Regions from separate parts of the Homo sapiens genome. Here region 1 is linked to region 2. A link is an interaction called in ENCODE POLR2A ChIA-PET data of the cell type or tissue named here. Cell type or tissue: PC-3. All regions are shown on one strand. Links, peaks and the distances in the headings refer to the core of each region. The heading gives the core; the rest is flanking DNA.

Region 1 (7,196 bases), core at 945-5,944, 360 kb after region 2:
CAGGTTCCCGCGGATACATGTTAAATAAATTTGTATGCCTTTTCTCCTATTAATCTGCCTTGTGCATGTTCATTTTTCAGCAAACTTTCAGAGAGCCAAAGGTTGGACCAATAACAAGGGCTGGACCCTTGGCCCCCACAAGTTCCTGCCCCCCAAATTCTCACAGTCCATTGTGCAAAACACACCTAAACAGTAGTACACAGACAGTACCATAACAGTACTACAGGGAAAGGAGAGATAAAAATCAGGGTCCTATAAAAAGTAAAGAAGAGAGATCCTTGACCCCAAAGTGGGAGTAGAGGAGGAAAGTGTATAGTATGTGAATACGTATGTTAAAAGTTTTTTTAAATGAAGTGGCTGACACCTGAGTCTTACACAGTGAACTCCAGAAAAAAGGGGACTGAAATGGATGTGACTGAGGATGGGATAGTTTGGGAAGTAGGGACAGCATAAGCAAGGCACACAGGCAGGAAATATTTGTGGGGGAGAAGATACACAGGACAATAAGCAGCTTCCTTTCCTAGGAACATAAAGAGCACAACAGGGAGTAGCAAGAAATGGTGCTGAAGGGTCCAAAGAGCAGAGAAGCTGTATGTCATGTTAATAAACTAGAACCTTAAAAATACAGATAACAGGGGAACCATTCTGCGCAGATAGTTTTAGCTAGATCACTCTAGCAGCTCTGTGGAGAATGGTTTTAAGGCAGGGAAAGACATTGGAAAGTTATAGCAGTAATTGAGGTGAGAGGATCTAACTAAGAAAAAGAGGAAGAAACTGAAGAAATACTGAGTCAGTGACTGGTGAGATATGGAGACTAGAGAGTGAGAAATCTAGCACCTCCCTTTGTCCCCTTCTCTAACCAATCCTTGCTCAGCACTATCACTATTACCTTTCTAGAAGAGTTCTAACTATACCACTACAGATGATGTCCAACTTACAATAGTTCAACTGATGATTTTTCAATTTTTCAACTTTACAGATGGTGCAAAAACAACATGAATTCAATAGAAAGCCATATGAGACTCTTTCAGGATGCTGGTCAGTTGCAGCGAGCCACAGCTCTCACGCAGTCATGAGGGCAAACAACCGACACTCTACACTGTACAGTATTGCTAGATGATTGTGCCCCACTGTAGGCTAATAACATAAGTGTTCTGAGCACGTTTAAGGTAGGCTAGGCTACGGTAGGTAGGCTATGATGGTTAGGTATATTAAATGCATCTTCAAGACTTATTTTTAATTTACAGTGGGTTCACTGGGACATAACACTTTCAAAAGACAGGTGGCATCTGTACTCTGCTTTTTTGTATTTTGTTTTTATTTATTTTATGAAGTTTTTGTATTCTGCTTATTAATAGTTTATAGGACTCCAATTCCTGCAGAATAAAGGTCCTTAGCATAGCATACCAAGCCATTCACTGCTTTGCCCAAGTGATGTTTCTTCCTTTTTTTTTTTTTTTGAGATGGAGTTTCGCTCTTGTTGCCCAGGCTGGAGTGCAATGGTGCAGTCTCAGCTCACTGCAACCTCTGCCTCTCAGGTTCAAGCAATTCTCCTGCCTCAGCCTCCCAAGTAGCTGGGATTACAGGTGCGTGCCACCACCCCGGCTAATTTTGTATGTTTAGTAGAGATGGGGTTTCATCATGTTGGCTAGGCTGGTCTCGAACTCCTGACCTCAGGTGATGCGCCCACTTCGGCCTCCCAAAGTGCTGGGATTAGAGGTGTAGCCACCACACCCAGCTGTGACCTTTCAAGCCTCATCTTTCACCACCACCAACAAAAACCTTATATTCCAGTTAGAAGACTGCTCACTGCTCTCTGAATAAATAGAAATGTACTTAAAAGAAAAAAAATAACTCTTTTAATCCTAATATGTTATAGAAAATTTATAAAATTAAAGTGTAAAGAAAAATAGCCACAGGTAACATTATTGTGGATTAGAAAACTAATTTGAAATCATACAACCTTTTCTATGTCTTTTCAACTGGCAAGTCCTCTTCTAGAAATTTATTCTTAGAAAATCATTTGAAGTGTAGTGAAAGCATTAGGTACAAAAACGTTTTATAAGGCATTTATAATATGGAAAAAATAGAGCACATTCTTTCACTCATGCTACAAATACATATTGAGCACCTACTACGCACTAGACACTGTTGTAGGTACTGGGAAACTGCAATGAGCTAACAGAGGGAAAAAAAATCTTTATATTCATGGAGCACACATTCTAGCTTAACAATAAGGAAATGGTTAAGTAAATTATCAAATATCCACATAATGGACTTCTTTGGGGCCATAAGAAATCAGATTTACAAAGAAATATTTCAATACATGGGAAAAAGACTAAATATTTGGTAAGAAAAGTTCATTATATTAATGTTTATAAAACTACATCAATTTTGTTACCTGTGAATAGAAATAAAATTGGAAAAATATCCCTCAAATTACAGAAGTGGGTATCAATCCTGTGTACCTCTCCCCCTTGCTGATTAAACTGCAACCCTACTCAAGGGCATGTAAATTACTGGATTACAGTAGATGATTAATAAGTATTATTTTCATTAGTCAAAAGAGGGAAGCATGAAAGAAAAAAAGAACTCCATTTTCCTGTTTTTAGCCCTTGATTTAAAAAATTACATTTAAAAGCACTGTTCTAAGTAGGGAATAAAACAAATAAGAGAAATTCACTCCCTGGCCTCACAGAGATTGCACTTTATTGGTGAACACAAACATTAAACACATAAATAAGGAATTTAATAGTTGTTAAGTATAAATACCAGGAAGAAGTTGTATAGGTGTTCTCATCTCCCCATTAGAACAATAAAAGTATTTTATATCTTTATTCCCATTTTCATAAACTCATTCATCTCCTGACTTTATTCTTGTATTCAGTTCCTTCACTGATTTCTTTCTGCCGCAATTCTTTCACTGATTTCCAAATATGGGATAATTTTAAAGAAGCAATTGGTCATGACAAATACATTTAGTGAAGCAGGGAATACCTCTGATTTCCTTGAAAACACAATGACTAGTACTAGTGGCCTTAAATATAATGCATTAGTCATTTCAAAGTATCTGAAGGAACTGTATCAAAGGAGATGAGTGCTTGGGCAAAGCATGCTGCTCTACTTCCCTTTTCTGTAAAATTTATCCTGCTACCTTTTTCTTCCTAGAGTTCAAGTTACGAGTATGTGGAAACACCCTGCCTCACAAGCAAGAGAGGCTCCACCCTCTCTCTTGATTCAAGAGGCAAATGTTGAAAAACAAAAATGAGTAATTCCCTTTCACTTCACTTCTGTCCTTGTAATAAACTCAAATGGATTAGGACTCAAGATCTGTCCTCTTGCAATTGGCCTGGATGCCCATATTTCAATACTGTTCTCTGTTCCACTAGCCAATTGGTTTGTAAGGCTGGCTGGAAACCTTAAGTCAGCTAGCTGGATACATATACTTGGAGTCTACTCCGAGATTCCAAGTCAGAACCCAACTTTGCATTTAGGAGAAAATAATTGGAAATCTCCAGTTTGGCTCCAGGTTTAAGTCTTGATCTCTTTTAACAGAAAATCCGGTAATTTTGAACCTGATCTAGCTCTAGTATACTAGTTAAAACCCAGAAGCAAAGAGAAGAGGTTTGAACCTCACCTCCTTACAGCTCAAACAGGATGCAATTATATCATAGTCCATAGATGGAAAGTATCAAAACTTCCAGGATCTATGGTACAAGGAATGAAGACTTTCATCAATGACATGTAGAGGCAGAAACAGGAAAGATTTGAAGTTCTCAAAGGACAGAAACACTGAAGCAGTATAAAGAACCTCAGCTGCGAAGACCAGCCAAGAAATATTCAGTTACTGAAGAATAAGAGCCAGGAACATTGACTTTTGTTGATGTTTTCTTTTTAAGTTAGTATTTAAATAGTCTAAATAGAGTCTGTTTTGAGATGGCAAACTAGACTCATTTACTTCCCTCCCACCTTCAAGCTCATGAGATGACAGACAATATAAGTTGTCAAAAATAAACCATAATAAACTGGAAAGTAGTAAGAGTAACATCAGCTGATTAGATATTTTAAAGAATTCCTGAAATCTAAGGATGAACAGAATAGGGTTAGATGGAGAGAAAAGAAAATGGAGAAACTACACTGCAGAATAAAATTAATGCACAGGTAAGAGCAATTACATAGAGAGTTAAAGCTGAAAATAAAAACTCAAGGAGTCAAGAGAGCTAATAGGGAAACTCAATGTACAGACTCCCAATTTTATTATTTTTGGTAGAAGACACAATTGCATAACTAAAAAAGTATAAAATAAACAAAAAGGAAACTACTAGAAACAAGGTAATTTGTTAAGGTAGCTGGTAACAAAGGTAATTAATATTAATGAAGTAGGATATATAAACAAATGCCTTTCATATTTTTCAAGAAAAAGAAAGAAAAAAACATAGTAGAAAATATCCCGTCAACAGCTACTAAAAAAATCTAGTAAGGAACGTAAGAAACAAGTAAAAAGTTTATAAAACTGGCCATCTCTCTTCTCTGAACTTATAAATCACATTGTAATCCAAAGAGGACTGGACTTCAATTCTCCTTTCATCTGTAAATTTCAAATTATCCCAATGAAAATAACACTTTTTTAAGCAGACAAGTTGAGACTAACATTCATATGAAAAAACAAAAACTTCAACTTCTGTCAGTATGGAAGATCAGATACATTGAATTACTTTCCTATATATCATAAATGTGAGAAACTGTTAAAATAACCATTTAAATACATTTCTGAGTGAGATGAAAGAAACTGGCATGGCATCAAAATTAAGTGCATCTAAGAATACTAATGGATATCCAGGCATCATAGCTGGCCTTCACTCTGATGCTTTCTGCCAAACTTTGGAGACTTTGAATTTTCCCTCTGGTGACCATAAAACTGGTAAAGACAGGAAATAAAGGTTAGACAAGATAGAAGGCGGAAATCTAACACGGGACCATATACAAAAACTGTGTCCTAAAACTAAGTGGATTTACAATAGTTACAGGATACAAGGTCCATATTAAAAAAAAATCAACTGCATGTCTATACACTAGTAAATGATAAATGTTCCATGTGTACTGAACAAGAAACAAGTAGTCATCAGTGATTCAGTATAATGTTCTATGTCAATTATGTTGAGGTTGTTCATATCCTTTATCCATTACTGATTCTTGTCTACTTGTTCTATTGGCTAACAGGAACAGAAAACCAAACACTGCATGTTCTCACTTATAAGTGGGAGCTGAAAAATGAGAACACATGGACTCAGGGAGGGGAACAACACACAGTGAGGCCTATGGGGTGGGGAGGTGGGGGCAGGCCGGGAGAGGGAGACCAGCAGGATAAACAGCTAATGCATGTGGAGCTTAATCACCTAGGTGATGGGTTGACAGGAGCAGCAAACCATCATAGCACGTTTACCTATGTAACAAACCTACAGATATTTCATATAAATGGAATCATACAATATGTGGCTTTTTGTTCTGACTTCTTTCACTCACCATGTTTTCAAGGCTCATTCATATTGTAGCATGTATCAGTACTTCTTCATTCCTGTGTGGCTAGATAATATTCCATCATACAGATATACCACATTTTGTTTATGCATTCATCAGTTGATGGACATTTGAAGTGTTTCCACTTCCTAGCTATTATGATTAAGGGTGCTATGAACATTCATATACAAGTTTTTGTGTGTACCTACATTTTCAATTCTCTTGCGTTTGTACACATGTCGGAGTAGAATTGCTGGATCATATGGTAATTCTATGTTTAACATTTTGAGGAACTCTCTAATTTCTTTACAAAGTGGTTACACTATTTTACATTCTACCAGCAATGCATAAGCTTTCCAATTTCCCTATATCTTCATCAATACTTGTTACTGTCTTGCCTATTACAGCCATCTCAGTGGGTGAGAAGGGGTATCTCACTGTAGTTTTGACTTGCATTTCTCTAATGACCAGTGATGTTGAGCATCTTTTCATGTACATATTGTCCATATGTATAACTTCTTTGGAGAAACAGCTATCCAAATCACTCATCAATTTTTAAATTAGGTTGTGCTTTTATTGCTGAGTTGCAGAGTTCTTTTAACACAGACACTGGGCCCTCATCAGATACATGATTTGCAAATATTTTCTCCCACCCTGTGAGTTGTCTTTTTCCTTCCCTGATGGTGTTTTTTGGAGGCACAAAAGTTTTAAACTCTGATGAAATCTTATTTTTTGTTTTTTCTTTGATGCCTGAGATTTCGTGTCATATTTAAGAACCATTGCCTAAGCCAAGGTCACAAAAATTTACACCTATGTTTCCTTCTAAGAGTTTCATAGTTTTATCTGTTACATTTATGTCTATGATCTATATTGAGTTAATTTTTGAATATGGTATGAAGTAGAGTCCAACTTCATTCTTTCACATGTGGATATCCAGTTGCCCCACACTGTTGGAAAAAAAACTGTTTTACCTCCTTGGTTTCAGCACCCTTGTCAAAAACCAATAGTCCATAAATGTAAAAATTTATTTATGGACTTTCAATTCTTTTCTCTTGATTTATATATGAGCCTTATGCCAGTACCACACAACCTTGATTACCATTGCTTTGTAGTAAGTTTTGAAATCAGGAAGTGTGAGTCCTCCAACTTTGCTCTTTTTCAAAATTGTTTTGGCTATTCTGGAACTCTCAAATTTCTACATAAATTTTAAAATCAGCTTGTCCATTTCTACCAGAAAGGTACCTTGAATTTTTATAGGGATTGCACTGTATCTGTAGATCAATTTGGGTAATACTGCCATCTTAAAAATATTGTCTTCAAATCCATGAATATGCAATGTCTTTTCGTTTGCCTAGGTCTTCTTTTAGCAATATCTTCTGGTTTTTGCCTTCATTTAAAGATACTGCTGCCGGGCATAAAGTCTTAGATTGATGGCTTTTCTTCTTTCAGTAGTTTTAAAATGCCATTTTTCCATTATCTTCAACTTCTATCATTTCTGTTAGAAGTGAACTGTCTTACTGCTTTCTGGAAATTACATGTCCTTTTTCTGCTAGGTATTAACAAATTTTTTATCTTTGGTTTTCAGAAGTTTTACTGATTATGTGTCTGGGTGTAATTTTCATATTTATCCTGTCATGGAGTCTTAAGAACTGATTTGATTGCAACTGAGTTTCTGTCTT
Region 2 (7,196 bases), core at 838-5,837:
ACTGATGGAACAAAATCAGTGTTGGGTAAAACTGCTGACGCCTTAGCATGAACAAACTCTGTGACGCCAAACAGAGTAGTCGATGCTGCATTCTTCACTGCTATGATATTGGTGATTTTTTTAAAATGGCAGTCTCAGTTGAGAATGTACTTAATAAAGCAGTAAAAATTATTATTATTTTTTTTTATTTTATTTTTTTTTTTGAGACGGAGTCTCGCTCTGTCGCCCAGGCCGGACTGCGGACTGCAGTGGCGCAATCTCGGCTCACTGCAAGCTCTGCTTCCCGGGTTCACGCCATTCTCCTGCCTCAGCCTCCCGAGTAGCTGGGACTACAGGCGCCTGCCACCGCGCCCGGCTAATTTTTTGTATTTTTAGTAGAGACGGGGTTTCACCTTGTTAGCCAGGATGGTCTCGATCTCCTGACCTCGTGATCCACCCACCTCGGCCTCCCAAAGTGCTGGGATTACAGGCGTGAGCAGTAAAAATTATTAATTCCATCTAATCTCTGCCCTTGATCCTGTACTGTTTTTAATATTGTGTGTGATGCCACGGGACGTAGGCATAAAGCATTTCTGCTACAATTTGAAGTATCTTGGTTGTCTCCAAGAAAAGCACTTACGTCATTTTGTGAGTCGTAACCTGTACTGTTTTTTGCATAGAGCACCATCTTGAAAATATGACGGACAACCTGAAGTGATTCAGACTTGTGTATTTGGCAGACATTTTCTGAAAAATGAACAAAGTGAGCCTGTCACTTCAAGGGAAACAACTGATGCTATTTGTTGCCAATGATAAAATTTGAGCTTTCAAATGAAAGTGAGAATTCTGGAAAACTTGTATCTGCCATTATGAGTTTAATAGCTTCTCTGTATCTTTGGATAAGATTGACATTAATGAATGTGATCTTTTTTATCTTGTATAATGAAATGTGTCAACAGTTGGAAGATCTGCATAACTTAGTGAATCAGTGTTTTCCAAATGACCAGTACATCATGTTACAAAATAATGCATAAGTAAAAGATCCATTCAAATTGCAAGATGGGCCAATGGGTATTAATGTAACAGATATGAAAAGTTTGTTGATATGATTTCATGTTCTACATTGCAACTAAACTTTAAGAAATTACAACTGTTAAATTTGGTGTTATATCAAAGAATAATCCACAATGATCTGAAAAGGCTATTAAAATACTCCTATGGTTTTCAACTATAAATCTACATAAGGCCAAATTTTCTTCATATACTTCAACCAAAGCATCATATCACAACAGACTGAATGCAGAAGCAGGTGCAAGAATCCAACGGTCTTTGGTTTAGCCAGACACTAAAGAGATTTGTAAAATTGTTGGATTAATTTTTCCTTTTTCTTTGAGACAGCGTCTCTGTCCGTCACCCAGGCTGGAGTGCAATGGCGTGATCTCAGCTCACTGTAACCACTGACTCCCGGGTTAGAGTGATTCTCCTGCCTCAGCCTCCTGAGTAGCTGGGATTGCAGGCATGCGCCACCACACCCAGCTAATTTTTGTATTTTTAGTAGAGACAAGGTTTCACCATGTTGGCCAGGCTGGTCTTGAACTTCTGACCACAAGCAATCCACCCAACCTGGCCTCTCAAAATGCTGGGATTACAGGTGTGAGCCATTGCACCTGGCCTTGTATTAGTTTTTCTATTGCTACCATTAAAAATTACCACAAACCACAGTGGCTTAACAACACAAATTTATTCTCGTACAGCTCCGTAGGTCCGCTGTGTGACATGGGTTCTCACTGAGCTACCATCAAGGTATCCCAGAGCTGTGTTCCCTTTTGGAGGCTCTAATGAAGAATCTGTTTCCTTACCTTTTCTAGCTTCTGGAGGTCCTGTTCATTCCTTAGCTCTTGACTCCATCCTCAATCTTCAAGGCCAGCAATAGTGCATCTCCCTCTGAGCCTTCACTGTCACATCTCCCTCTCACCAGTTGGAAAAGGTTTTCCATTTTTCAGGAGCTGATGATTAGATTGGGTCCACCTGGATAATGAAAGATAATCTCCCATCTCAAAATCGTTAACCCTAATCATATCTGTAATGTCCCTTTTGCCACGTAAAATAACATGTTTTATAGGTTCAGAGTATTAAGGTGTGGACAGAATTGAGGGCCATAACTGCTCACCATGAATGTGAAACAGTACCATTCTTCCCACTAAATTTGTTTGCAAAATAGATTTTTCATTAGAATGTCATATCTTAACACATAATGGGTTTGTCATTCTAAAGTGAGTGAATATTTTTAAAAAATTTCTCAGTTTTGCTTTCTAACATGGTATCTTGGTCCACTTAATGTTGCTGTAACAGAATACCTGAGGCTGGGTAATTTATAAAGAAAAGAGGTTTTTTTGGCTTATGATTCTGGAGCTGGAAGTTCAAGAAGCACGGCGCCCACATCTGCCTGGCCTCTGGTGAGGGCTTCCCGCTGCATCATAACATGGTGGAGAAGCAGAAGGAGAAGCAGGCATGTACAAAAAAGGGACCAAAAACAAGGAGCAGCTTTGCGTTATAACAACCCACTATCATGGTAACTAGTTCAGTTCTGCAAGAACTAGCCGGGTCTCACAAGAAGTCCATCTTAACGAGCTAATCACCTCTGATACGCCCCACCTCCCAACACCGCTACACTGGCAATTCAAGGTGAGTTTTCACAGGGACAAACCACATCCAAACCACAGCATATGGTTAAGTATTGGTAAACATAAACCACATAAACAAAAGCTTTTGGAGTTCTGAATTAGTTTTAACAGAGTATAGAGGTTATGAAGCCAAGAAGGTTGAGGATTGCTGGCTTAAATTTTTGAAATGGTAAGAGCAGACCCATCCTAAGAGTGTCTCAAAATCACATAAACATCCTCCATGGAAAGATGAAATCATCCCATAATACAGAGAAAATGCTGGAAAAATGTGGTGGTAAGTGTCATTAGGTGAGTTGACCAGAATCTTTCAGATGATTGGTGCCAACTCCCAGACACACTGGCAAAAGCTCTAGCAAAGAAAGAGCTGCTTTAAGGTGTCCTTTAAGCATCCCTTCTGTCCCCAGTGTCACACATGACTGGCAAACCCTAGGGATGTGTCCCTAGTGCCTATGCTATGGCTGGGTTTCATGCATGTCGGACTGACCTTGCCCTGGAACCCTACTGGTGAGACTATTGTTGACATGGAATGTGGTTCTGCATGGCTCAAAAGAAACTACTTCAGGCTCACTCCATGGCAATCTTATGTCAGATATTGCTAGCACTTATCTACTCTTCTTTTTTTAGAGACAGAGGTCTCACTATGTTGCCCAGGCTGGACTCAAACTCCTAAGCTCAAGTGATCCTCCCACCTCAGACTCCTAAGTAGCTGGAACTTACAGGCATGAGTCACCACACTTGGCTTCATCTACTCTTCTATTTTTTTTTTCATGTGAAGCAAGGCTTCCAAATTTGTGAACAATAATATAGTCTATCATTTCAATGTCAAACAAAACCAAACAAAGCTCCTACCTCAAATGAGAAGAGAAGTAGGAGAAGGAAGACAACTAAAATTTGTAGAGTGCCTGCCATAATCCTGTCATTTTGACTGGTTTCTCTTTAATTCTCTCTATAAACCTCTGAGAGATATCATCCTATCCTCTCACAGGTGGGAAAACTGAGGCCCAGCAAGGTTAAGAAATCACCCTGGGTCAGGCAACAAATAAGTAGAAGAGACAGATTTCAGACCTGGGTCCATCTGGTTCTAACATTCACACGGGTTCCGTTCCCCCACGCTGTCTGCTAAGCAGTGTTGGGACCCTAGAGTGTGTTAAAAGAAAACACCATGCTCTGAACACCAAAACCCGAAGAGAGGCCATCCCTCCTGAACTGAGGCCAGGCCCAGGAAGAAGTTTACTCATCCCTCACAAATCAGCATGTGAAAAGCAGCTGACGACCTCAAAGGAAAACCACAAAGGGAATGAATTCATCAAAGATCCCTCAGCCACAGCCCCAGTGCATGCACTGCCATGGGACCTTCAAAGTGAAGGAGAGGGCCAGCCACTGCATTGGGCCAGAGGGACTTGAGTTCCACATCTGGTTCTGCTACTCATTATCCAAGCACAATTGGGAAACAATTTTGTCTTTGTAAACCTCCATTTTCCCATGTGTAAAAAAGCAATAATGCCCTCCTCTCCCTGAGTTCCTCCAAGAATTAAAATAAGGAATCCAAGACAGAGACAAGACACTCATGGGTAGTGAGAGAGACAAGTGAAGAAGACCCTCCTGATAACTCCCAGTAAACGCTGTGCAAAGAAATGGAAGCAGAGAGAGCTGCATGGCATTGAGCATAGCTAGTGGGGCATACAGCGTAGGAGGAATGTGGCTGGAAAGGCCGTGTGTGCAAGCAAGCTTTGATTTAACTGTATGTGAGGGAATCACAAAATTACAATGGCTTAAACAAGATAAAAGTGGTTTTCCCTCCATGAAACCAAGTAAGGAATTAGGCAATGCCAAGCTAGTGGCTCCACAATTGAGGACACAGCTCCTTCCATTTTGTGGCTTCACCGTCCTCATGGTCTTCATGGCCCAGCATGGCTACCTGAGCTCTGGCTATCATCTCCATATTCTCGAAAGGAAGCAGAATGACAAAAAAGACATGCCTCTTCTCCTTCCATCCGATTACCTGGAACTTAGTTACAGGGCTTCACCTAAAATAGTCTGAGGGATTTCTGAGTGCAGTGGCTTATGGGCAGTTGTCCATGTACCTAGGATTCAGGGAGAGGACTAAACATTCCTCATGTAGCTTGCTGGTGCCAGGGTGAGCAATATGGACTTTGTTCTCAAGTAATTGTGATTGTGCATTTTGACATGCCTGGCAGTTCCCTGGGGGACTGGTGCAGAGGCTTGTCTTTTCTTCAACCCCTCAGGCTGGTGCACCTCCCCAGGTGGCATCTTGTTTGTTTTTGAGACAGAGATTCACTCTCGTCACCCAGGTTGGAGTGCAATGGCACGATCTCAGCTCACTGCAACGGCACGATCTCAGCTCACTGCAACCTCCGCCTCCTGAGTTCAGGCAATTCTCCAGCCTCAGCCTCCCAAGTTGCTGGGATTACAGGCGCCCACCACCATGCCTGCCTAATTTTTGTATTTTTAATACAGACGGGGTTTTACCATGTTGGGCAGGTGGGTCTCAAACTCCTGAGCTCAGGTGATCCACCCACCTTGGCCTCCCAAAGTGCTGGGATTACAGATGTGAGCCACCGTGCCCAGCCTGTTGAAAACATTTAAAGACATAAACTCCCCATAGCTGTCTGGAGCAAGGGACAGCAGATGGGTCATGCAGCACATAGACCAAAAATCCTGGGAAGGAGGACGCTGAGGAGGAAGATGCTTGGGGAAAGAAGGTCGTTGAAGGGCTACTGCATATACCAGGGAACCCAGGCTGCAATGCACATGTCCAGGGCTGGACACATGCTCAGAAAAGATCTAAGAGGACCCTAGGCTTGCACCTGTGGCTGATCTTTGTATTCCATGCAAGCAGGAGGTAAAGTCTAGGGAAAATGGAAAGAGTGGCTTGGCTAAGTGTCTAAGGAATGCCTCAGCTCAGAGCCAATCTGCCAAGATCAGAAGATTTTTCTTTTGTGTTTGGTCCAGGTGTTTTTAGTCCAGGTATTTAAGGAAATCTGTGTCAACTGTGGCTGACCACTGAGGTAACAGATCAAAGACTTCAGTGTCTACATATAAAGAATGCAGTCTGCAAAAATCATATGGAAATGTCACTAAACAAAGAAGACTGCAGCCCTTAATAAGCAATAACAGCAAATCTTGCAAAGGGCAAAGAATCTGATTTCCAGAGTTATCACATTATAATATTCAAAATGACCAGTTTTTTTCTTTCAATCAGCTTCCTCAGGTTGAAATGTCGTTTTTAACAGCAGCAAAAAAAATTAGAAGGCATACCAAGAAAAAAAGAAAAGTATAACCCATTCACAGGAAAAAGAAACTGACAGAAGCCATCCGTGAGGAAGCCTAGACATTGAACTTGCCAGGCAAAGAGGGCTGGACTGTTCAGCCCTACCCCTTGACCTCCTGGGTCAATGATTTTATGGCCAATGATGTTGATCAATCAATGGTGCCTACGCAATAAAACTTCCATAAACACCCCCAAATGGCTACGTCTGGGGAGCTTCTGCTAACTTCAGGTACATATTATCAGAATTGAATTGAATTGTAGGACACACACTTGGTGTCTGGAGAATTGTTTTTGTGTGGAATAAAAAAACCACACACTTGGTGTCAGAAGTGTTGTGAGAAAAAATAGTTCAGAGAAGTATTCCCTCCTCTTCTATTTCTTAGTAGAGTTTGAGAATTGGTGTTAATTTTTCTTTAAAGGTTTGGCAGAAAATTCACCAAGCTGAAGCCATCTGGTCCTGCTTTAGGGGAGGTTTTTGATTACTGATTCAACCTTTTTTTTTTTTGTTTGTTTTTGAGATGGAGTCTCGCTCTGTCACCCAGACTGGAATGCAGTGGCTCAATCTCGGCTCACTGCAAGCTCCGCCTCCCGGGTTCATGCCATTCTCCCGACTCAGCCTCCTGAGTAGCTGGGACTACAGGCGCCTGCCACCACACCCGGCTTTTTTTTTTTTTTTTTTAGTAGAGATGGGGTTTCACCGTGTTAGCCAGGATGGTCTCAATCTCCTGACCTCGTGATCTGCTGGTCTCAATCTCCTGACCTCGTGATCTGCCCGTCTCAGCCTCCCAAAGTGCTGGGATTACAGGCTTGAGCCATCGTGCCTGGCCTTACTGATTCAACCTCTTATTGGATTCAATCTCTTTACTTTTCCTAGCTTGTTCAGATTTATTTCTTCCTGAGTCAGTTTTGGTCATTTGTGTACAGTTGTTCACAGTATTCACTTAAAATGCTTTTTTTTTTTTTTCCTGTAAGGTCCATAGTGATGCCCCTACTTTCATGTCTGATTTTAGTTATTTGCATCTTTACTCTTTATTTCTCAGTCTAGCTAAAGATTTGTCAGTGTTGTTCATCTTTTCAAAATTTTCATTTCAGCTATTGTACTTTTCAGCTCCAGAATTTTGATTTGGTTTATTTTTCATAATTTGTCTCTTTGCTGATATTCTGTTTATACATTTATTGTTTACCTGGCTTCCTTTAGTTCTTTGTCCATGGTTTCCTTTAGTTAGTTAAGCATATTTAAG

What was found. ChIA-PET counts read pairs that join two places held together with the same protein. Peaks named below come from ENCODE experiments on the same cell type or tissue, not always from the same donor. Only the 100,000 strongest peaks of a DNase experiment are listed, where the experiment ranks them.
Region 1: POLR2A ChIA-PET joins it to region 2 with 6 read pairs; 1 of 35 experiments calls an interaction of 5 or more read pairs at or near these places.

What each region holds. Positions count from the first base shown.
Region 1 is chr1:227,222,791-227,229,986 of GRCh38, forward strand. The region is part of intron 2 of CDC42BPA (CDC42 binding protein kinase alpha); the gene reads right to left. Among named protein-coding and RNA genes, the nearest start is that of CDC42BPA, 92 kb to the right of the region's middle. In PC-3, for the core only: no CTCF peak of the experiment used is centred there; a DNase peak (open chromatin) is centred at 3,121; H3K4me3 peaks cover 1,024 bases; H3K27ac peaks cover 1,902 bases.
Region 2 is chr1:226,859,711-226,866,906 of GRCh38, forward strand. LOC105373119 (a long non-coding RNA gene) reads right to left here. Exons shown (of 3, transcript XR_949226.4): 2 at 1,839-2,007; 3 at 1-726. Among named protein-coding and RNA genes, the nearest start is that of PSEN2, 7.3 kb to the right of the region's middle. RefSeq lists an enhancer at 3,664-4,212. In PC-3, for the core only: no CTCF peak of the experiment used is centred there; DNase peaks (open chromatin) are centred at 3,361 and 3,931; H3K27ac peaks cover 483 bases.